3 separate regions of the Mus musculus genome follow, and all the other regions are linked to region 3. Evidence: chromatin loops called from intact Hi-C (ENCODE). Cell type or tissue: gastrocnemius. All regions are shown on one strand.

Region 1 (8,000 bases), 320 kb after region 3:
GAAAAAAGAAATTCACTTGAACTTGTCGTCTCCTTACAGATTATTACTTGGGGGGCTGGGGTAGATGGTTCAGTTGGCAAATGATGTGTCTGCTGGGTTCAGACCCCTGGGGCTCATGGCCTAGCCTAGCCCACTCAGTGGGTGGCACATAAGTGAGATACTTTCTCAAAAAACAAAACAAACACCCCCCCCCCCCCCAAACAAACATGGCAAGTGACTGAGGAGCACTGACTGACCCCTGGCCTGGACACCCATAGACACACAGATAGGCCCAATGAGGCCTGGATTATGTATGTAATTATTTTGATAGCCTCAAAGGTATTTTGCTTAGAAATATGTTATAAATAGCAAGGCACACGCTTATAGTCCCTCAATGTGGGAGGCAACAGAGACTTAATTGTCATTTCTTTGCTTACATTTATTGCTATTTTTTGAGTATAGCAGTATTGTCTATTGCACACAGCTGGAGGTCAAGAGGACAACCTGTGGAGCCGGTTCCCTCCTCTTACTATGTTGGCCCTAGGTATTAAACTAGATGCCTAAGACTTGGCGCCTTTCCTCACCGAGCCATTTCACTGGTCCTTGTACGTTCTTCTGCTCCCCCCACCCCCATGATTTCAAGACAGGGTTTCACTGTGTAGTTCTGGCTGTCCAGGAAATCAATTTGTAGACAGACCAGGCTGGCCTCAAATGCAGAGATCCACCTGGCTCTTCCTCCCAAATGCTGGGATTAAAGCTTGTGCTGCCACGTCTAGCTTTGTTTGTGCTTTTGAGAAGTATTTCTGAGTATTTGAGTACCACACTGACATGATGTCAGCCTGAACCTTAACTTGAGTGTTAGATACAAATGGCTCCCCAGACAGTCCTGTGCTGGGCTCCCGTTTCCTCAGCACCAGTGCTGAGCTGAGCTTCTGAGACACAGCTGAGCACCGGCCTCTGCCATGCACACGTTAGTGGATTATGGACGTGTGCTCCTCTCTGGCTGGCGTGTTCTGTCTCCCCATGTGATCACCAGTGAAGCCTTCTTGCTTCTCTTACGACTTCGTAGTCTCTGGGCCTGGAAAGAAGGCGCAGTGGTACTTGCTGCTCTCCCAGAGGACCCAGCCTTAGTTCCCAGCACCCACATCAGACAGCTCACAACTACCTAAAACTCCAGTTCCAAAGGGCTTTCCTTTGGCCTCCAAGAGTGCACATACATACTTCCTTACTACGGAAGGTTCAGGAATACAAGTTTTTCTAAAAAGTATCAAAGGTTCCACACACACCAAATATACCTTTCAAAATACTCACACGCCCCTATGGGGACACCATGACAGACAGGAAGATGAGCAGATATATGCATACCAAAAAGTGGTATTAAATGCCGACATCTGTTTCATGTTAACTGTGGAGAAAATGAGTACTACAGGAACTCAGGCACGAGAGACAGGATGGAGAGCAGATGAGCTGTGTGTACATGTGCACAGATAGTGAGGGGACGCCAAAGAGGGAGACACCCTAGGAATCAGCAGGAAATCAGGAGGGGCAGACTACAGATCGCCTGTCCAAGGGGTTTACCTCAATAAACTCCCCGGTGTAGCATGGCAGGCTTGTCCGCAGCCCACCATGACTCATCCCTGGTGTAGCACGGCAGGCTTGTCCGCAGCCCACCAGGACTCACTACCCTGCCCTCTAGACACACAAACTACCTCCACTGTCTTAAAGTCCCTAGGCCTTTGGAGCTGCTATCATACCAGCAGAGTACAAACCTGTTCCCCTTCCTTTTAAATGAGTCTTGGACCTTGATGAGGTCAGAATATGAAATAAATAAGATGCTCTCTAGCCGGTGGTCCAGCCTGGGGAGGCTATGGCACCTTAAGAGGTGGGTACAGCTGGAAGAACGGGATGCTGGGGTTACCAGCCTTGAGCATTACAGTCTGGCCCCACTTCTAGGCCCCTGTCTTTCTCTATCTGATCTACCTGATGAGATGAGCTGTGCCATAGATCCCTCACCTGCCCCTTGTCAGGGATGTGGTCATGATGCACACTGCTCTTCTTGGTTTTCTTCTGTGCTCCCAGGCAGTGAGACTTGTGCATCTACTGCGCCCTGTATGTCACCACTCCAATCAGTAGTACTCAACTGTGCAGAGGCTGCTGAGAAGTTGGGCAGGAGCTAGTAGGTACATAGGCCAGTAGTTTTCAACCAGAGGCAGATTTCAAACTCATCTGGTGCTTTTTAAAAATAAGGATACCCTAAGGTCCATGAAGTAACAGCTCTGTTCATCAAGCCTAATTCTGAGCTTCAGAACCGCCCACAGTTAGTTCTGGAAGGTGCTCTGAGCTGAATCCCCTAAACATGGCAAACAGTCCCATCACTATATAGATCCTCCTTGATACCCAGGCAGCAGGCATAGAGAAGTGGCCTGCCAAGAAAACTCCCCTCCCTCAACATCAGGCCTTACCATGGTGAGCATGAAACAAGCAAAGAGTATCTATGACCTATGTAGTGATCTTCTTTAACTAGCAAACACACAAGGCATCTCCCATTATTCATGAGAAATACCTGACATAGTCTCTGCTCTGCTTAAAAAGGTAGCAATTCAGGTTGCAGAGTGATTGAAAGCTGGAAAGAACCCAGATGTCCCTCAACAGAGGAATGGATACAGAAAATGTGGTTCATTTACACAATGCAGTACTGGTCAGCTATTAAAAAGAATGAATTTATGAAATTCCTAGGCAAATGGACGGATCTGGAGGGTATCATCCTGAGTGAGGTAACCCAGTCACAAAAGAACTCACATGATATGTACTCACTGGTAAGTGGGTATTAGCCCAGAAACCTAGAATACTCAAGATACAATTTGCAAAACACATGAAACTGAAGAAGAACGAAGACCAAAGTGTGGACACTTTGCCCCTTCTTAGAATTGGGAACAAAACACCCATGGAAGGAGTTACAGAGACAAAGTTTGGAGCTGAGACAAAAGGATGAACCATCTAGAGACTGCCATACCCAGGAATCCATCCCATAATCAGCCTTCAAACGCTAACATCATTGCATACACAAGCAAGATTTTGCTGGAAGGACCCAGATATAGCTCTCTCTTGTGAGACTATGCCGGGGCCTAGCAAACACAGAAGTGGATGCTCACAGTCAGCTATTGAATGGATCACAAGGCTCCCAATGGAGGAGCTAGAGAAAGCACCCAAGGAGCTAAAGGGATCTGCAACCCTATAGGTGGAACAACATTATGAACTAACCAGTACCCCGGAGCTCTTGACTTTAGCTGCATATGTATCAAAAGATGGCCTAGTCGGCCATCACTGGAAAGAGAGGCCCTTTGGACTTGCAAACTTTATATGCCCCAGTACAGGGGAACGCCAGGGCCAAGAAGTGGGAGTGAGTGGGTAGGGGAGCAGGGGGCAGGCAGGGTATAGGGGACTTCAGGGACAGCATTTGAAATGTAAATGAAGAAAATACCTAATAAAAAATTGGAAAAAAAAAAAGCAGATGTTAACTTCTAGCCACGGAAGAACAAAACATTTCAGACTTTCAGACACAGGCTAGGTGATGAGATTACAGATTTAAACTACCAGCAATCCTGCCAACAGCCAAAGTAACCACCCGAGGCCCTGACCACAGTGGGCAAGAAGCTGTAATATTCTGAGTAGGTGGCCATCATGGTAAAGCATGACGACTGAACATGACCAGTGTTAGGTTTTCCAGAGACAGTCTTTGAGCAGCACTGCGGGAATGTATGCCCTAGGAAGCAGTGTCACAGAGCTCCCTTGCCTGCTGTCATGGACACAGTCAGGAGAGGCCGGGCAGGGGAACAATCAGGCTTCTACTTCTTCCCAGTGTTTTTAGAAGGCCCCACAGTCACTCTGAAATTCCTCTGTAACATCTAAAAGCCACATGGAAAAGGAATAGCAGAATTCAACATTTCAGCACAACTTTGAGTCTGTAGTATATTGCCCTCTGAATCTCACTGTAAAGCCCACCTGTTCTCCACAACTGCAAGACTCACCGTTTCACTTATCCTTGCTCCTTTCTAAAGCGAAGCTATAGGAATGTACAAACCTACACTTACATAGATACCATGTTAAAAACAATCCTGTGTTTAAAGAAATGCATTGCCACAACTATTTAAGGAAATCATTGCAATTATGTTAACCAACAAGTAGATGGGCATGTTACACGATATAACAAGAAAGCTATAATTGTATCTAAGGAATAAAATGTTTTTAAATTTGTAAAATGTTTGTTAAGTCTTTACAAGAGGGACACCTAGTGGCTAACTTCTAAAACAGAACCGGAACACTTAAATACTAATTCACATTTTGACAACGGGCATGTCTCTATGATCTATAAGTTCTATAAAGATGATATATACATCTGTAGAAAGCAAAAAACCAAACCAAACCAAACCCCAAGTCCAAAAGATGGATTAAGAAGTTTAGGACTCACAGTTCTAAGTAGGAGGTACAAGAACAATAAGTACTTACTGACCATAAGTACAGGGCTTAGGGGTTGTCTAGAACTGGGTGGGGCAGAGGAAGGTGAAGCCTGGGCCCTTCTGGGGAACTGGTCCTTAGGCCATACAAGAATACAGGTTGAGAGTAGAGCTAATCACACAGGCTGAGTACTGAGTACTGAGTACTGGTGTCTTAGTCAGCTATAGTCAGAGAGGCTTCTTTCTGCAGCAGATGGGGTCAGATACAGAGATTCACAGCCAGACAAAACACAGAGAGGGAGGGAAGGAAGGGAAGAAGGGAGGGAGGGTAGGTGAGTGCCTGAGAGAAAGCCTGAGCATGCATGCTTGGAACCTCTCTAAGCAAGGTATGTGCATCAAATCCCTCTGCTCAGGGAACACTGCAGAAGAGGAGTCAGGAGAAGGAGAGAAAGAAGAAAAGAGATGGAGAACAACGGGAGAACAAGGTCCCTCTAAAACAACTGACCAAAGTCCATAAGAGGCCACAGACACTGCAGTGAGGCCTGCGGAGGTCAGAGGTGGGAGGTGCCTGAGTCAGAACTCTGAGACCAGTCTGGACAGTACAGTGAGACCTGCCTACAAAACAGAGGCAGTAAGTCTATAGGGGTGTTAACCTTGCACCAAGGTACAAAGTGCTGAGTGAGGAGGAGGAGGAACGAGTTAGTCCAAGGAAACTAGCTTTTACCACCCTTCCGAGATCTGAAGTTAAGCTCCCCAAATACTTCCATGATGTTCTAGGTCTCAAAGAAAACTTCACGACACTCAAAAAGTAGGATTCCTCCAAGTAGGATTCTCAGCCATGAACGTTTCTGGGCACCATTAGAAATGCACACTATCAAATTCCAGCCCAGCCACAAATATTGTTGAGGCACTGTCAGAAATACATGTTATCACATTCCAACTCACTGAGATGAAATCACAAGGATATTTACTGGTTTGTTATGTACATTAACATTTGAGAAGCTTCTCCAAGGACAACATACAAGTTCTTGGACATTCACACCAGTCACAGGACATGCAATTATCAGTTTCTGTTGTCATCCAGGAACAGTTTACAGATCTGACGTTTGTTTACAATGTTCTAAAGCAAACCAAACCTTATAGGTTGTCCCTTATCAAATTATGACAGCTATACATACAGTAAAAGTGAGACACCTACCTATGGTCAAAAACTGTTGAATTCTCTTTTCTCTTGCTAAATCCATTGGGTAGAAGCCTCAAGTAAATGCCTTGCTTTCGGGCACGATTCTTCATAAAGAACAGCTAACAACAAAACCAAATAAAAGTTAATTTCAGAATGCTTTACAATTCATATTCAGATAATAGTATACAAAGAAGGTACAAAATGGGATATACTGACACCTGTTTCTAACATATGTTACTCCCTCTGAGTTAGTAATTAAGCTCAAGGAGGTAACTGGACAATCTCAAAGTAGCTCAACCAAGCCTTCTACTGAGTTAAAGAAGACACAAGATCACCCAGAGGATGGGGGGGTGGGTGGGTGGGGGATCAAGTTTTCTAGTTAAGCGGATAGGAATCTAAGAGTTGTAATGCCAAGTTGGAAAGTCAAGTCATAAGTCCACGGAAAAGGGTTAGCAATCACCAGCTAAGTAAGAAAATTACAAAAATAATGGAATGTAATTTTGTAAGTCATCAGACTTTGGTTTTAGTAACGGCAGTAGTTATAAAGATGAATTTTTCCATGAAAACATAGCCAAGCAATGGGAGAAATACATATATAAGGATAAGAATATTTAAAAATTGCCTTAAAACCATTTATGAGCTGGCAAAAGCTCCCAAGTTACCACACTTGCTCAAGAGAGAACACAACTGTGACACAGAGATTTATCGAAACATGAGCAGTAGAACTAGAACCTCCACAAGCACAGTGCAAAGCCCTGCAGCATTAATTACTACTGGGCAAAGCAGACAGAAGCTGAGAGCAGTGCTTCTCAGCCTTCCTAACTCTAACCCTTTAACATAGCTCCCCATGTTATAGCGGGCGATACTCTACCATAAAATTATTTTTGTTGCTACTTCATAACTGTAATTTTCCTACTGATACAAACTGTAATGTAAATATCTGCTTTTTCCAATGGTCTTAAAGGGGTAGTGACCCACAGGCCAAGAACCACTGGCTTAGAAGAAAAGGTGACCTCATAAAGTCAAAGAAGAACTAATTCCTGATGCACTTAGTAATTTAGCTTTAAAGTAACGAAGCAGAAATTAACCATGCCATAGGGGCCAAAAAGTAATTTTGCTTCTACCCACTAGGAATACTGTAAGCAAGGAAAGCCAGAAATAATAAATAACACACGCAACAACCCTGCCTTTGAGAGCCTCTTCTTGTCCCCTAGAAGCACTGATGCATACCAGGCTTTGCAGAAGCTCAAGTCCATGCATAAATGGTGTGACATCTGCATACGACATCCACACATTCTGCCTGCCTCAGTGACATAATCTTTATGCCCGACGCTCTGAGGACAGCAGTCAAGAGGTAATGCAGGGAGTAATAACGGTAAGAAAAAGGTTTGTGGCTGCTCACTATGGATTTAATTTTTACCCCAAACACATCGATCTATGGCTGGGTGAATACGTGACAAGGCCAAATACCTCAAATGACTCTCTGTCTCTCCCAAGCAAATATGCCACATGTTGAGTGAAACACACTACAATAAGTCAGAGTGTAGCAGAGATACAAGACTGATAAGTAGACTAATAAGATGGCGCAGACAGGCTACAACCTGACCAAAGCGTTTGTTCTATGACTGCCTGGCTTATGATAAAGGTGACCTTGAGAGGAAGCAGCAAGATGACCTTTCCAGGAAATGGTGCTAGGAAGTGGAGTATCTATGTGGAAAATCAAATGAGTTTCAGTTTCAATGATACTGACAATTAATTCCAGAAAAAGGCAAAACTGTGAGATGTAATCCCATAAAGCTTCCAGAAAACAATTACCTCTGTAACTTCAACATAGAAAATGTTCAGTTCAAAGGGACAGCCAAACGGCAGTGCTGCTGACCATCACATACAGCAAAGAATCTCCTTATAAACATACAAACTACTAACTATAACGGAGACAAGCAAAAGAAATCGTACACTAAAATAGTTTGTTCACCAAAAGAATGAAAAGATAAAGCATATGAAATAGTCTTATAACATTCTATCAAGTATTGACCAATATCTAAAAAACACAAAGAGCTCTTTCTTATAAACTGGTAAAGACAAGGACGGCTCGCCAGGGCTGACGACCCTCAGCGGGTAAGAAGAGCTGGAAGGAAGAGCTGAGTTGGATATCACAGACACAGAAAGCTCCGTGTTAGCAGAGTCTGCTCTCGCAGTCGCCTGTGGAGGGGAGGGAGCTAGAGACAGGAGAAGAGATCCTGTCTCTAACAAGCAAAAGAAGGAAGCGGCAGAGGTTGTCCTCTGCCCTCCACATACATGTGCCATGGCATGTGCCTGCCCACACTGTTACTGTTACTGTTACAGAGGTAACAAAGCTGACCAACAAAAAGAACAAAATGCTT
Region 2 (8,000 bases), 47 kb after region 3:
TGTCGGTTACTCTGACAGGCACATTGTCTGTCTCAGACACTGTGGACTGCAAGAGAAGAACCATACACTTCAGAGCATCCCTCACATGAGAGCAAACTCATCATGAAGCTATGTAGGCTGCTCCTAAAATGGCAGTAACTATTTCCCGAGGACCACTTTGTCCCCGAAATCAAGGGCTGGCTTGGATCATCTTGCTGAGATGGAGTTCAGACACTCAGCAAGCCCACACTTAGATTAACACTGCTGAACACACTTAGATCCAGGCAGAGTACTTATGCAGGCTTCTCGCTTAAATGGGGATTTAAGCCTAAATCTCACATGAGTCCCCCAAACATGAACTTGGGGTTACCAGCTCCCTTTATTTTTCTTCCCAGAGTGGCCATGTCTACTAAATCTGTTTCTTATTCTTATCATCTCTTTAAATGGCCTACAGAGATAGGTGACAGACCTAGCTTCTTGAGCCCTGGCTTTTGTCCTAAAAAAGGACATTTCATTTTTCTTAAACTTAAATCTAGTTTCACATTAAATTGGGCCTCTAGGCCATGACTCCTACCCACTCTGTAATGTAGACACTTTGCTGTTTGGCCCGTGAATGTATAAATAGAGAAGTGGGGTATACGTTCTTTGGAGCGGGCTCATTTTGCTCCATTATGTGTGTGATCAGGAGTTCTAAGTATGGTGCAGGGAGTCCTCTACTCAGTGAGAAGGCAGATATTCTTCTAGAAGGTACTAATAGGAGCTATGCCTGGCTGGCAGTTAGCCGGCCCTTCATTATTCCCTTGATAGTAAGAGAGCCAGGGTTAAGGTGGAAGTTGGCCAAGGGCTAAAAGGAATGTTAGAACCATGGGAGAAAACTAGAGAAACTAGTGTTTCTGGGATCAGATTTGGTGTTGTACCTTTAAGAATCTATTCAAATCAACCTAACTTCTAGTGCCTTGGGACAGACCAGTATATGTTCAATAATGTGTTCTTTGCCTTTCCTTCCCCATTAGTATTGCATAGTAAAGTACCTTGGGATTTTTAGCTGAGTTGCTAAGATCTTTCTACACGGATGATTTCATTTAAGTATACAACACACACACACACACACACACACACACACACACACACTGTGAAGTGTGTTACTATTCGCTAGCTACTTAGATACAGGACGTCGGAAGGGCACTGAGACTGGACTCCATTTCTTGAAGCAGCTTGCAAAACAAAGGGTTGGGAAAGAAGAACTTTACTGTTAGAACAGGACGTGTATTATCTCCGGCTCTAGAAGGAGACATGACATCCAGAAATTCCCGGAAGGTCATTAATGATAACCATGGCCCCTCCAGCAGTAGTTTATATGACTGCCCACCAGATACTTTCCTAGAAAAAAGAATCACATATAATGTCTTCTTTCTTATACATCAATCAGAACAAGTCTAAACAGGTCAAAGCAACCCCAGGAAAGGGTGACTGATAGTTCTAGAGACATCCCAGGAAATAATGTCTAGAGACATCACATCTAACGTGCTGATCAATGCAGCAGCTTCTTTGATTATTGTCTGCTTTTAGCTTTGAGAGAGTGTTCTACTCTACTGAACTTTGCCTATCTCCTACATCATATATGCTTTATGTCTTGTTTGAATTCCTCTAATGAAAATGCAAGGGCCAGGAAGATGAGGGGAATCCAGATTAACATCCTGGTGATAGCTTCCGGTGTTCCCGACCAGTTACCATCACATTTTTCTTATATTTATGGTAGCAAGTCATTACTTGGATTGATACCACAGGGTTTCCTGTTCCTTTAGGCTGTCAAGTTCCCTTGTAGTTGCATATCTGTGCTGGACTGTGGGATCTCTCTACTTTTCTATTTTGGGGACTATATGCTCCAGCTCTTTTGTCCTTGCTCCATTTGTGTCTCAGGCATCTGTGTTAACCAAGTTCTATGGCATCCTCGGGCCTGAGTACCAATGCCTGTGCTCTCATGGCATCCTCAGGGCTGGGTACCAATGCCCGTGCTCTCATGGCATCCTCAGGGCTGGGAACCAATGCCCGTGCTCTCATGGCATCCTCAGGCCTGGGTACCAATGCCCGTGCTCTCATGGCATCCTCAGGGCTGGGTACCAATGCCTGTGCTCTCATGGCATCCTCAGGGCTGGGAACCAATGCCTGTGCTCTCATGGCATCCTCAGGGCTGGGAACCAATGCCCGTGCTCTCATGGCATCCTCAGGGCTGGGTACCAATGCCCATACAGCCTCTTCCAAGAGTCTATCTTGTTGTTGCTGTTGTTAGCATAAGACCCGATTATAGCATTCTCTTCCTTGAATTATCTTTTTTTCCTTGTTTGGTTCAGGCTTGAGGTTAATACTAGTCTGCTTATCTTCTGTCACCATGATTTCTCCATAAAAACACCACTTTTCTTAGATCACACATTTATTTTCGGGACTCCAATATACTTTCCTTCATTTTAGATTCCTGGGCCCAGTGTAATGGCTTGTTACTACCTTCTGAAATGCCCCCTTTTCCAGTGACAGGATATCACTATCACTGTGTGGTAAAGTTACTGTTTTTTTCTGTATTATATTGATGAGGTGACACCAAACCTCAAGTGGTGGGTCCCTTTGTTTTTGCAGATTTTATTCTGCAAGGTTTACCAACTGGCACATAACCATTCTTTCATGGCCTGCAGGCGATAATACATTTTGGCTAGGATTTTTTGGCTCTTTCTTTTGTTTCTTCTCTGCCCTCAGCAAGATGTGCAGTTCAGTCTCTCCAGCTCCTTGCGGGAAGGAAATTCATACTGTATCTGGGAGGTGGCGCTCACACTCGCACCGTAGCAGGGAGTTCAGGGAAATTTGAAAGAAGGCACATGGTTTCTCTTCGCCAGCCAAGGCAATTCTGAAATGCTATACCTGCTTCCTAGGGTCCCCCACAAAGGGGTAAGTGTGCCCCAATTCTTCACTGGAATTTTAACAGGTCTCAAATGAAAAGAACATCTCCATGAGCCCCCTGTGTTCCTTCTCTTCCAGACAGGCGGCTGCCCTTCAGCTCCTTTCAATTTCCCTCTCTGATGTATCATTCATAATCGGAACAAACCTGGTCCCCAAACTTTAAAAAGACAAAGGTTTGATTTTTTTTCTTTTATAAAAAAACCCATATGGCCACAATATAATCAGAGAGAAAGGAAACAGGTTAAAACATTGAATTAACTTCATCACTGTTTTAAAGTCTTACTATCCTTTGACTTTCTTACATATAATATTTTGCTCACTTTCACTGTCCACTGCTCTCTCTCATTCCCCTCTTAGTCCTGCCGAACCTCTTCTCCATAGCATGCTCCCTTCTTGTCTTCATGCCTTGCTCTTTTGTGAGCCACTGAGGTTAATGTGGCTTGCCTGCATGGGCATGTAAGGGAGTTATCCACTGGAGCCTGCATGGGGCAACTTAATAGTGGCTACGTAACCAAAGGTAGTCATCCCTCAGCCCCAGCCACCACTAACTGCCAACCCGGGGCCTAATGAGCTCCTTTCCAACCATGACGGAATGATGACGGGTGCCATCTTGTTCAGGTAGCCTTTGTGCTGTGAGTCTGTGAGCGCAGAGGCCATGCCTTGTCCAGAAGGCAGTGTCTTTCCATATTCATCTACAATTTCTTTCACAAACAACTGGGCAGAAGCTATATATACACTTTGTTTGCTTTACCACAAGTCCTAGATTTATTCTAATCATGTAACTTGGATAAAAAAATAATAGCCCTCATAAATAAGGTTGAACATCTAGACTTCTGGTTTTTGTTTGTTTGTTTTTTGTTGTTGTTGTTTTGTTTTTGAGACAGGGTTTCTCTATGTAGTCCTGGCTGTCCTGGAACTCACTCTGTAGACCAGGCTGGCCTCAAACTCAGAGATCCACCTGCCTCTGCCTTGAAAGTGTTGGGATTAAAGGCGTGCGCCACCACTGCCTGACATAAATAAGATCGAATACCCTCAAATGAGAGATACTCTCTCCTTGATAAACTAGAAGAAATAAAGTCTTTAGCAACATCACCACCTACTGGAAATGTAGTCCAGTGCACCCGCATGCCCCGTATCCACATTCCTTTACTAGTAAATATATGTGATTTCCTTTGCTTGGATGAGCCCAGCCTAAGAACATGATATAGAATATGGGCATGTTCATGCTCAATGACATTTCTCTATACATGACCTCAAGCAGATCAAGCAGGATCTGGGTAGTTTCTTTGATAATCTTAAGAACTATGCCGAGGGCTTTTCAACATCTCTCCCAAATTTATGCGCTTCCTTGGGAGAATGTCAGTGTTACTATGGGCAGACGCAAGTGATTTTGAGAGAACTAGAGTGACTCAACGGGACAACAATGCACAGTGGATTTACACAATCATTTCCTAATGTCACAGAAGACTTGACCCCTACGATGTAATTACATCATCTAGGATGACATTTGATAATACTGAAACCAACAAGGCTCTTGCAATACCAAACACTAGAAAACAGGGCCCTCAGGACTAACACATTACTGTGGACTTTGGGTTCCTGGACATGGTCTAATATTTCCCCAGATTTTATATGAAAGAGCTTCAGCCTGGATGAGGTACTGTATGGGTGCCCCCCCCTTTTGTGATCTGATCTTTTGCTAGAAGAGAAGCTCAGATTTTAAGTCAATGTGTCTCTAGTTTCAGTGCAATCCAACGGATTATTAAATGAATAGAGATCATAGACATTACTTGATATACCAACAAAACAGATGGGCCACTTCCCTAACAGTAAAGATGGGAACAAAATAAATTTTATAGAAAAGGCTAGCAGGGACAATAAAGAACCCCTCTTTGGACAAAGCTCTTTTCCAGTACTGTTATCTTCTCTGACAGTGATCAAAAGTTGAGAAATTACCAATCGGCTTCATCTTACCTGTTACAGTAACTTTTATTCTCCTGTCATAATTGTCATCTCAGAGGCTTACTGCCTCCATTGATAGCCTAGGCCTAGGCCTGGAAGCTTCTACCTTCTGTACAATCTTATCTAGGCTTAGAAAGTTTTCAGCCTCTGAGACTTACCCTGAATAAGCTAGCCCCTTCCTAGTTCTTTTTGATCTCTGGCTGGCTGATTCAACTCAGCTGTTCTGGCTCAAACTCTTCTCCAAGCTGACTGATTCAATCTAGCTTCTCTTGGCTTCTGACTAAATTGCTCCACTTGACCTCAAACTAACTCTAGCAATATGTTCTAATCTTCTGGTTCCTTCTCATTCTATGGCTCATTCTGTCTTTACCTGTGTCTAACTTGTTCTCTTTTCAACCTCTCTCTGTAAAACTCTCCTGATAAAACTGCCACCTTCGTTTCTCTTCACTGCTCTCTCTTTCAGTAGCCTCTTTTTTTCTATGTTCTCATGATAGTTTGGGCATATCCTATTGTGTTAAATATTCTCTGATTTGTCACTTTGTCTGCCACTCAATTAGATATCACTTTCAAATATGGGTGCTTCCTTCTACAAACTAACTTTACCTTCATTGTTGGGGATAAAGGGTTTGTACTACAGGTTTATCTATATAGTAGCTAAAGAGATTAAGGGTGTGTGCTAAGGCTGAGTCACACCACAACTAGAAACAGCTTTTTTTCAGCAAATAACACAATCTCTGGATTCATAGTCTGATCAAATATTTGCCAACACTTACCCAAGTTAAACTGTAGAAAGAAGAGGTTACTTCAAACCAAGATCTCGGTTTCACCACAATCTAGATAGGTATGATGTCCATATACATAACAATCAACTTCATTAACCAAGATTAGATCAGAACCCATGGCAAAGCATTTCAAATATAGCAAGACTATTCACAAGACCCTGGGGTCTCAGCTTTAAACTGAATATATAAAGAGAGGTTTCAGATTTGAAAGAAACATATTAGAGAGGAGTAATGGAAAAGGAGAGTTTTACTATGTGGCACAGGAAGGTACGATTCACTTATGTTTGAATAATTTACCCTTTAAAAAATGCCCAAGGAGCTATGGCTTCTTTACTAAGACAATAACAGAGACAAATGGTTGGTGAGGAAAAATGGTATTTGGAAACAAAGTAATACCTTCTTTGAAACCAGTCAAATTCTGGATACTGGCAAAACCAATCATGTACGTGAACAAGCAAGCAAGCAAGCAAGCAAGAAAACAAATAGCAGGAAAGAATTGGAGAAAGGGGACACTAGGGAGTTCAGCAGAACAAATCTCTGGTTGAAAAGTAATTAGGAAAGGTTTTGATAGAAAAAGAATAGCCGTTGAGCAGGGACCGAGCTTTGATTCTGAGTCTTTTCCAAAGGCTCGTGTATCAGAGGTCTGACCACTGCCTGTGTCACTAAAGGGAAGCTGTGGAACTTTTAGGATGTAGGGCCTACTATGAGTATGTTAGATCACCCCAAGACTGTGCTTTGTGGGAGAGTCTGTGTCCTTAGCCCCTTTTGCTCCCACCGCTCCACATTCTAGAGGTGCACTGTGTGCTCCTTCCACGGTGTTGGCCATGGACTGAAGCCACTAAAACCATGAGACATGAATCCCTTTATGTAGATTTATCTTAGGTATTAGTCACAGCACTAGGATGCTCTTGAACACAGTGGAAAATCAAGGAAAGGAAATCTAAGACCCAGGAAATTAGATCCTTGAGGACTAAGATTCTACTTAAAATATTTATTTCACCCCACCTCAGTATTTCTATCTGCAGTATGGGGAGCAAGAGGTCAACAATGCTTCTGCTATTGTAAATGACATAGTGTTTCTGTCTCTCCTCCTGAATGTCAATACCAGTCTGTGCATCTCCATGTCAACAGGAGGACTTAGCCCTTTATTAATTTTATTGGCAGTTTTATACAGGAACCAAGCTGTTCTCAAGTAAATGAGCATGTCAGGTCACCTGAATGCGAATGTCACTGAGACCTGTGTCTGACCTCAGACCATCCACTGTGGGGGAGCGCATTATCCACCAGCCGAGTTTGTCATGCTTTCACTACAAAGTACAAGGACACCTTTTGATGTTAGGAACAAGGCAGGTGGACATTCACCAACTCCACAGGCTCATGGTTTAGATAGTACATTTGCTGATGGAAAATATGATCTCCACAGAACGCCCTTGGAGCTAGCCAGGGCTATTTATAGCTTCTGACACAGAAGGTTTCGGGTGGAGAATGGACATCATTGTTAATACCCAGACAAGCTCTGCAGGAAGGGCTATGAAGTCTCCACAGAATGTTCTAAGGACAGAACTTGTCAACATGCAGGGATGGATGAAGGCAAATGGAACACACACTAGGATGAAGGCAAATGGAACACACTCTAAGACACACGACGGGAACTGGGATGCGGACCCACTATTTGCTTGTCTGTTTTTGCTAGCTCATCAGAACTCCTCTTTTCTGGCTTCAAGGTCTTTGTCTTCCTTGAGAAAATGATTAGCATTTCTGGAAAGAGGAGTGTTGGTCCAGCATTCAGAAATGTATAGGTACCCAGACTCTTCACCGTGACAACCTTCTCCTCTACATTTTTTAATCACTACATCTTTAGATCTTACCTGATCCAGTCAGAGGCTGGCAAGAAGACACTTCATTAGTGTGTCAAGATGCTCACACCTCATGAACATACTTCGTTCAGTTTCAGTTTATACTACATCACCACTGGGGGTACTCTCTCACTGAATCCCACCCCAACAAATGCTACTCACTGTTTTGGACCTGATACTAGTCCCATTTCTTCCACAGGGCTTTCTCTGATAGCTATGGAGGGAGCTCTCTACTTTCCTTTGGGATTTGAGTAGCTATTAGAATCTTTTCCATATAACTACCCAATTTGTATTATCTCTTTCTTTGCTGTGTCGGTTTCTCAAGATGGAGTCAGCACCCGCTGAGGCAGTGATCATCATGCTGCTGGAATCAGGGACCTAGTCTACTCAGAATGGCATAAAAGGCGACTTTTCCTACTTTGTCTAGAAGGGGTTCTTTGTGCTCATTTGCACAAAGGCAGGGAATAAGCCA
Region 3 (8,000 bases):
GTCGACCAGGTATCCTTGAAGAACACTGATGATAATGGTCCTGAAAAGACTGAGAAAAAAAAAGGTCCTTGGTTAGGTCTGGTTCATAGCAGAATTGTGTAAGTTCAGCTTTTTAAGACTTTACTTTTAAGATGGGTTTTTAGATGTTTTAACCTTCCTCTTAGCCCATCACCCACCAGAGGTAGTGGAAAAGAAAGGTTTTTAGGATAGAGGGGAAGTGGACCTGTTTAAAAATTGTTTTTAGAGCAAATCTAATCTGTGCTGTCAGGAAGTCAGCAGCTTAGTTCACAGGAGTCAGCAGCGGCAGCTCGATCTAGTTTATTAGTGGTGTCAGAACAGTAAACACCAATCAGTCATGGCATGGCAGAAACAGCCAGGCGTCAGCAGAATTGGCACGAGTCAGTGGGAGAGACCAGGACCACCAGGGACACCAGGACAAGTTCTCAGCTGTGCCTCTCTCAGTGAGGAAGCAAGACCAATGACATGTCGCAAAGCTAGCTATGTAAGCCCCTGTCATTGTCTATTTATACTTTCTCCAAAACCATGCGCCTTCTACAGTTCTTACCTTAGCACGTGCCTTGCCTTAGCACGTGCCTTGCCTTACCACGTGCCTTGCCTTACCACGTGCCTTGCCTTAGCACAACTCCATGTGAGTCTGCATCAGCGGACATCACTTTGTCAGTTGGCCGGAGTCTCCAGAAGCAGCAAGAAGCCACCAGAACACCAACAGAAGCTTTTTGGTGTATTTCTCTCTATGGAGTCACCACAAATGGAGCTCAGCTATGCAAGGTAAGGGGAACCAATACCCACATGTGTCCTTTGACACACTTACTTTATCAAAACATTTTTTTTTTATCCATGTCTGCTTCAGGAAAACTTTCTTTTACATGTCTGTTTTAACAAAACACCTTTTTTTTTTTTTTTTAAACCTGTGTCTGCTTTAGTGAAATTTCTTTTTTCATGTGTCTGTTTTAACAAAACATCCTTTTACTTATATCTGCTTTAGAAAAACACTCCTCCATGTGTTTGCCCCAGCGAAACATCATTAGACACAACTGGCTTTCTAAGGAAAACCAAAGTTTCCACTTCAGAATTGCATCTGCGCTTAGGAGTTTTGGAAGTAAAGCTGATAGGTTAGCCCAACGCCTTGCTTTCTCCCCTTCGGGATGTGCTTGTCTGCTGTGACCCCAGGTTTACCTGACTTCCCCAGGCAGCTTCTGACCCCACAGGGATCTTGCCCTGGCTCTGCTCTGCCTTCTACAGTCATTTCCAGATTGAAGTCACAGTTGTTTATATACAAGAAAGGACTTCCCTCTACACTTTATCAGTACTAAGTGTGATGTTTTGGACTTGGGTACATTTCTCATAAGTTTGGGGTAAACTCAGGGTAGAAGGGAAATACCATCACGGAGCTATCTCACAAAGTCTTCAGAGCTGTCCGAGAGTGAGGAGCTGGCATAGCCAAGCACTCGCCAATCTGAAGAGATGATTCTTATGTGGTGTGGCAAAATCATTTATGATTAAGTTCTCTAACCGAATGTACAAAGACAGATACTTGAGTGCCAAAGTCATAGTTCTTGGTTGAGATGTTTACCTGAGGGGGGGGGGGAGTCTAGACAACACACACCAAGATAAGAGTCCTCACTCAGAAGAGTCAAATCTGTATTTCAGTCATGCTGGAAAACCAGCTAGTTTCAGAATGCCCCCAGTTCCCCGACAGACTGGAGTATAGACAGCAACCAAAATCAACCAACCAACTCTCTAACCAACCCACTGTCTAATCATCCAACCGAAACACCAAGATAAAGGTAGCATTTTAACTGACAGACAGTATTGTGACATACAAAGGGTCCTTCCAAAGATAAGGACTTCTGTGTGCAGTTCATGTGTACCATCTCCATGTGTGTGTGAACACCAATGCCTGTATGTGTGTTTGAGTAAGCATGTATGTATGTTGGTATGTATGTAGGCCCAAAAGGGCAAAAGCAGCAAGCTTTCTCCAGTGCTGACCCATCTCTCCACCCTCATTCAGTGCTGACCCATCTCTCCACCCTCGTTCAGTGCTGACCCATCTCTCCAGCCTCATTCAGCTTTTTATGTGTGTGCCAGGGCTCTGAGCTCAGGTCCTTCTGTGTCTGTGGCAAGCACTTTATGCATTGAACAACCCTTCTGCCCCCTGTTTGCTTTTTTTTTTTTTTTAGGGTCTCACTAGGTAACCTAAACCTGGCTTTGAATTTATAATCCCTCTTGCTACAACCTCCCGAGTCTTGAGATTAAAGATAGATACTTCCATGCCCAGATATCCCAAGTTTTAGATCGAAGTTTTGAGTTAACAAAGCACTACCAACACCCACAAGCTTATGGTATAATGGTATTTCCACTTCAGTGAAGAAACATCAGGAGCCTGAGGGAGGAAGTCAGTGAGCCAGTCCACAGGGCCAGATTCCGGGTGTCCCACGTGCAACCATGCATGGCTGCACAGCACACCATCATCTTCGTTTTTACTTACCTCTCCTAGTTCCCACTCTTGGTAAGCTGTCCACCTTCGTGGAACAGGAGGGAACATAAGAACACCCTTTGCACTATTGCACAACGTTTCTGCAAGTCTCAAGATAAAAAATATAAAATGAAGCCTGACATATTCTTTTAGTGTGGATGGTGGTTTTTGCAATTCTGAAGAGAATCGTAAAAGCAGCGTGTATAGCTAGGAGTAGAGCAGCATTTTATTAAAGGACCCTCCCTGGGCAGCGATTTAGTTGTTTCTCTTCTTTATTGGCTCTTAGGACAGCACCACACAGCATGGATTCTCGGACCATGCCTGGTCCCACTACCATCATCATCATCATCATCCTGAACATAGACTTTCTGACAAACATCAATAACTACAACCCTTCCAGATCCAACTCCATCAACGCTCCAATGACTCTTCTCTGCTCACACACACACCCCTGCTGTCGGCTGGCTCCCCAGCCCACCCCCTCTGCTCTTTCAGTTTTTTTTTTTTTTTTTTTTTCGAGACAGGGTTTCTCTGTGTAGCCCTGTCTGTTCTGGAACTCACTCTGTAGACCAGGCTGGCTTCGAACTCAGAAATCTACCTGCCTCTGCCTCTCAAGTGCTGGGATTAAAGGCGTGTGCCACCACTGCCCGGCTTCCCTCTGTTCTTTCAATGTCCACAGGCCACTCTCCATTTCCAGTTGGGTCAAGGTCAAAGAGCCGTGCTTCCAATGGCAGTAGATGTCCGGCAGGTATTGAGGTTCAAGCAGATACGCCTCAGGATTTAATATCTGTTCTCCAGCCAACAGCACGTGTGACATTCTCAGCGGCATGGACTCTGAACAGGTGGCTGTCCCATCTGTCTTTCAACAGATCAGAGGGAACGGTGGCAAAGGGCAAGGCTGGCTTGTAATGAGGGCACCTCTGGCAAGGAGATATCCACCCCTACTTTCTCTGTTGGATGGCAATATTGTTAAATCTCTGCTCCCAGTCTCTAGTCTCTCCTAAGCAGGGTACTGTGTTCCCCGCTGTCTCATTCTTTGAAGCACAGCTCGTGTGTTTGGAGTCTTGGTTCTTAGCTGGTGGAGACATTTTAGGAAGCTGTGGAACCTTTGAGAAGCAGGGCCTAGCCGGAGGACGTGGGCCACTGAGGGGAGTGGCCTGAGCTTTGAAGTCCAGCCCAGTTCTGGCTTCACCTCTCTTCCTCTCACTCTCTTTCCCTTTCCCCCTTCCCCTCCCTCTCTCTCTTCTCCCTCCCTCTCTCCTTCCTGAATGCTGGTGTGAAATAGCCACCTCACTCTCTTGCTTCTACAACCACAAGCCATGGTTATAAATATAAGCCATTCGTGAGAAGTCGTGATCCCATTTCCTCCTCCTCCTCCTCCTCCTCTTCCTCCTCCTCCTCCTCCTCCTCCTCCTCCTCCTCCTCCCTCCTCCACTCCTTATCTCCAGCCTCCTTGGTGTTGTAACTATTTCTTGAACACCACCAGCCTAGGCATTCTATGTATACTGGCTCCTGTCTAACTTCCATCCTAACCAGGAGGTCGGCACTATGTATCTACCGTATAAGTCTTTACTAGTGTGTGCCTTCCTGTCTCAAGCTGTAAGAATCTTTCTAGATGATTCTAAATTGTGTTAAGCTGACAATTAGAGCTATCACCAAGATCACAGGTGGCTTTTGTGCTCTCCATGTCTTGAGATAGCCCCAGGCCTAGGCACATCCTGACAGCTTCCTGCCCTCCCCTGGTCCTCTTGGTGCCACGTTCCTGGGTCTCAGCAAAGTAGAAGTAAGGAAAGGCAAACAAAAGGCAGATTTCTCAGCTTCACTGCGAAGCAGATTTCTTGCAGGTTAGTTCTTTGGTGTTGGGTAGCGGTTCTAGTCCTTTCTTGCTTCTCTGGACCAAGAGAGTCACCGAGAAAACAAGTATGCCACCACCAGAGGGCGCTGCGACCACACAATTTTTTTTTTTCTGCAAAAACTGACCTCTGCAAACATAGTTTAGATTTCTTTTGTTTCTGAGGAGAAATTAAGGGTTGCCCGTGGTGGTGGCAGTAGTGGGGGCTGGGCAGGCGGTGAGAGGGCAGGCGGTGAGACACGAATTAATACGGAGAAGCAGAGATGGGAAGTGTAGCAAACACTCTGCAGGTGCCTTGCTGTGTCATTATTTGAAATTTTCAACTCTGTTGGAACACTTGCTTTCAATATCGAGCAGAGGACGATGCTGAGGAGAAGGGCTGTGCTGCCGAACAGAACTGGGTGACAGCCCCAGATCTATGCTCAGTAAATCTGTGACTACCCATGGGGGCCAACGAGGCCTGGAACTTTCTGTGTAGACAAGGCTGGCTTCAAACTCGGAGAGATTGGCCTGTCTCTGCCTCCCCAGTGCTAGGATAGTAACACCGTGCTGCTAGACCCTGTGGCCGGCCCCTAGTTTTCTCAACAACGCCATGAGGCATTTGTGAGAATTAAAGGAATGAGGTTATAACATGTCCTGGTCCCAGAGAGCCACAAGAGTGCAGCGCTATGACAATGATATATTACTTAAACCTTAAAAACAATCCTGTGTACATGTGTGTGGTATGCATGCAAGTGTGTGTGTGTACATGTGTGGGTACAGGTGTATGAGGCGTGTGTAGGGCCCAGATTAACCCTGGGAGTTTTCCTCTATCACTTTACACCCTATTCGTAGAGGGTGGGTCTCTCAGTAAGATCTAGAGCTCACTGGTAGAGCATCTAGCCAGCCAGCTTACCCCACGCGGTGGTTAGCTTTAACTGCCAACCTGATGTAGCCCAGGGTCATCTGGGAAGGGAGTCTCAATTGAAGGAGTAGCCGAATCACATTGGCCTGTGGGGATGTCTGTGGGGGGTTGTCTTTGTTCTTAGTTGCTGTAGGGGAGCCCAGCCTACTGTGGCCTGTGGTCCCGGGTTGTCTAAGAAAGCTAGGTAAGTGTGAACCCATACGGGAGCCAGCAAGCATTGTTCCTTCATGGTTTCTGCTGCAAATTCTTGCTTGGGTTCCTGCCCTGGCTTTGCTCCGTGACTGACTGTGATCCAGAAGTGTAAGTCAAATAAACTCATTCCTCCCCTAAGCTGCGGGTCTCAGTGCTTCATCGTGATAGCAGAATAAGGACACCAGGACACTGTGCCAATCCCGTCTCTACCTTCTGAGCATGGGAGTTTCAGGTGGGCAGTCATGCCTACTCGGCATTCCCGTGGGTGCTGGGGTCCACACTCTGGCCCTCGTTCCTAACCAGCAAGTGTTCTAACCATTGAGCCATCTTTGCAGCACATTGACAGGTTTTGGCTTTATGTGGCTCAAGAAGGCCCCAGCTGTGGCTTATTGTGGCCTGCGGTCCAAAGCTGAAGAGCTGGTATGAGAAGGAGTACACGTATGTAGGGGAAGGAGTGCATTTTGGAGAGTGGGATGGAAGAGAGCAAGCTACGCCACGGAAGAGCCACTTGCTTCTTTAGATCAGTGTCCACCCTGGCAGGAGGGGCCCAGCAAGAATCCACCTGTGATGCTGCATTTGAGAACCCAAGAGCCGGGCTGCTATGCTGTCACAGGAACTTGGCTTTCCTGGTACTTGAGTTCTAGAAAATGGAAAAGGAGTGCTTGCTCTTTTTTTCTTCCTTCCTTCCTTCCTTCCTTCCTTCCTTCCTTCCTTCCTTCCTTCCTTCCTTCCTTCCTTCCTTTCCTGTCTTTATGTCTTTCTTTCTTCCTTTCTCTCAAGGACTGCAATGCTAAGAGGCATTCCACAAGCAATCATTCACAAAGTCCTATTTTCAGGGTTGGACTCTGTCAATGCATTTTAACCACAAAAGAGAAAGAATTCTAATTGGAGGGTAGGGTAGTTTCAGGAATGGCGGTTTCTGCGCTGTGTAGTGGCAGGTGCTGGTGAGAAGCTGATTAATCCCATTCAATAAATAAGAGGTTGCGTTGAGCAGCGGCACGCTGGGTACCAAACACTTAGGTATAATTCCTCTTATTTCATGCCCTCATACCCTTTGAGGTATGCGAGGGACGGAGTGTTAACTAAGATTCGGTTTTACTTTGTGTGTATGTGTGTGTATGCTTCTGTGTTCTGCCGTGTGTGTGTGTGTGTGTGTGTGTGTGTGTGTGTGTTATATGGGCACATGCATGTTTAGGTACGCTTGCCCGGTGTATGCGTGGAGACCAGAGGGGGCTATCGGGGGACATTAGCTCTTTTGCTCTCTCTCCTTTATTTCTTGGAGATACAGTCTCTCTCAGAGCCTAGAGCTAGGCTAGTCAGCAAGCTAATTTGCTCTTACTCTGTTCTGCTTTCAAAGCATTATGGTTTCAGGTATGAGTGTGGCTATGCATAGCTTTGTTCTGTGAGTGTTTGAGATTCTAATTGAGGTCCTCATATTACCCACTCAGCCGTCTCCTCAAGTCTGACTTTTGAGTCTAACCAATATCTAGTGAGTGCAAAGGAGTACCTCACTATGATTTAATTTTCTTTTTAGATTTATTGATTTTATGTGCATGAATGTTTTGCTGACGCATAAGTCTGTGCACCACGTGTGTACCCGGTGCCCGGGGAGGTTAGAGGAGGGCACTGGATTCCCTGGAGCTGGAGCTAAAGATGGTGTTCAGTCACCATAGAGGTGGTGGGAATTGAACTTGGGTCCTCTGCAAGAACAAGTGCTCTTAAGTGCTGAGCCATCTCTGGCTCTCACTGTGAGTTTAGTTGGGACATTCTTGATAACCAGTAGCATCAAACATCTGCCCACATGACTAATGACTAATGGTTATTTATTTGTAGATATTCTCTGGAGAAGTATCTCTTCAACCTTTTGCCTGTTTTCAAACTGTTTTTTTTTTTTTATGATCAAGTCAAAGAATTCTTTTTGTATTCTAGGAATGTCTTTTTTCTGGTACACAGTTTGTAAATTCTTTCATTTAGTAAATTTTCTCCTCACTTCCTCATCTGTATCCTTTGAAGCACAAATGCCTTCCGTTTTAACATGCCAAGCTTGTTTTCCATTTGTTGCTTATATTTTTGGTATCATAAGAATTTAACGACAAATCCAAGGTTGTGAGGGTTTACTAGTAGGTTTTCTTCTAAGATATTTATTATTATTATTATTATTATTATTATTATTATTATTGGATTCCTGGTCTCGAGTAAGCTATGCTTGCCTTGAACTTGCTATGACATCTGTCACAACCGTGGACTTCTGGTCCCATTTTCCTACCTCCCAGATGCTAGGATTACAGGAATGTATCACTGTGCCTAGTTAGTGCAGCTCAGTGACTCTAACCCAGGCTTTAGTCCTTGCTAAGAAAGCACTGTTAACTGGCTCACCCACAACGCTCCCAGGAACCTTACAGTCCTAACATTAGAGTTCTGATCTGTTTTGAGTTGAATTTTATCTGCGATGTGAGAGGGAGGATCTAGCTTCACTCCTTTGCTTACGGGCATACGTTTTCTTCTCTCCCCTGTTCCACAGCCTCTATACTCCTGTTGAAAGTAAGCTGACTGTA

The links. Hi-C counts contacts between places; a loop is a spot of excess contacts. Peaks named below come from ENCODE experiments on the same cell type or tissue, not always from the same donor. Only the 100,000 strongest peaks of a DNase experiment are listed, where the experiment ranks them.
Region 1: a loop joins it to region 3, with 7 times the contacts of the local background. A loop is called at or near these places in 25 of 42 quality-filtered maps.
Region 2: a loop joins it to region 3, with 5 times the contacts of the local background. A loop is called at or near these places in 11 of 42 quality-filtered maps.

The regions. Positions count from the first base shown.
Region 1 is chr3:145,580,264-145,588,263 of GRCm38, reverse strand. Znhit6 (zinc finger, HIT type 6) reads right to left here. Exons shown (of 10, transcript NM_001081094.1): 5 at 5,632-5,735. Among named protein-coding and RNA genes, the nearest start is that of Znhit6, 8.1 kb to the right of the region's middle. In gastrocnemius, a CTCF peak has its summit at 4,274 (motif pointing left); no DNase peak of the experiment used is centred here.
Region 2 is chr3:145,854,622-145,862,621 of GRCm38, reverse strand. All of the region lies in intron 4 of Ddah1 (dimethylarginine dimethylaminohydrolase 1), which reads right to left. Among named protein-coding and RNA genes, the nearest start is that of Gm35187, 32 kb to the left of the region's middle. In gastrocnemius, a CTCF peak has its summit at 4,044 (motif pointing left); no DNase peak of the experiment used is centred here; H3K27ac peaks cover 893 bases.
Region 3 is chr3:145,902,109-145,910,108 of GRCm38, reverse strand. No RefSeq gene overlaps it. Among named protein-coding and RNA genes, the nearest start is that of Gm35187, 15 kb to the right of the region's middle. In gastrocnemius, a CTCF peak has its summit at 4,423 (motif pointing right); DNase peaks (open chromatin) are centred at 3,326, 4,469 and 5,701; H3K4me3 peaks cover 300 bases; H3K27ac peaks cover 662 bases.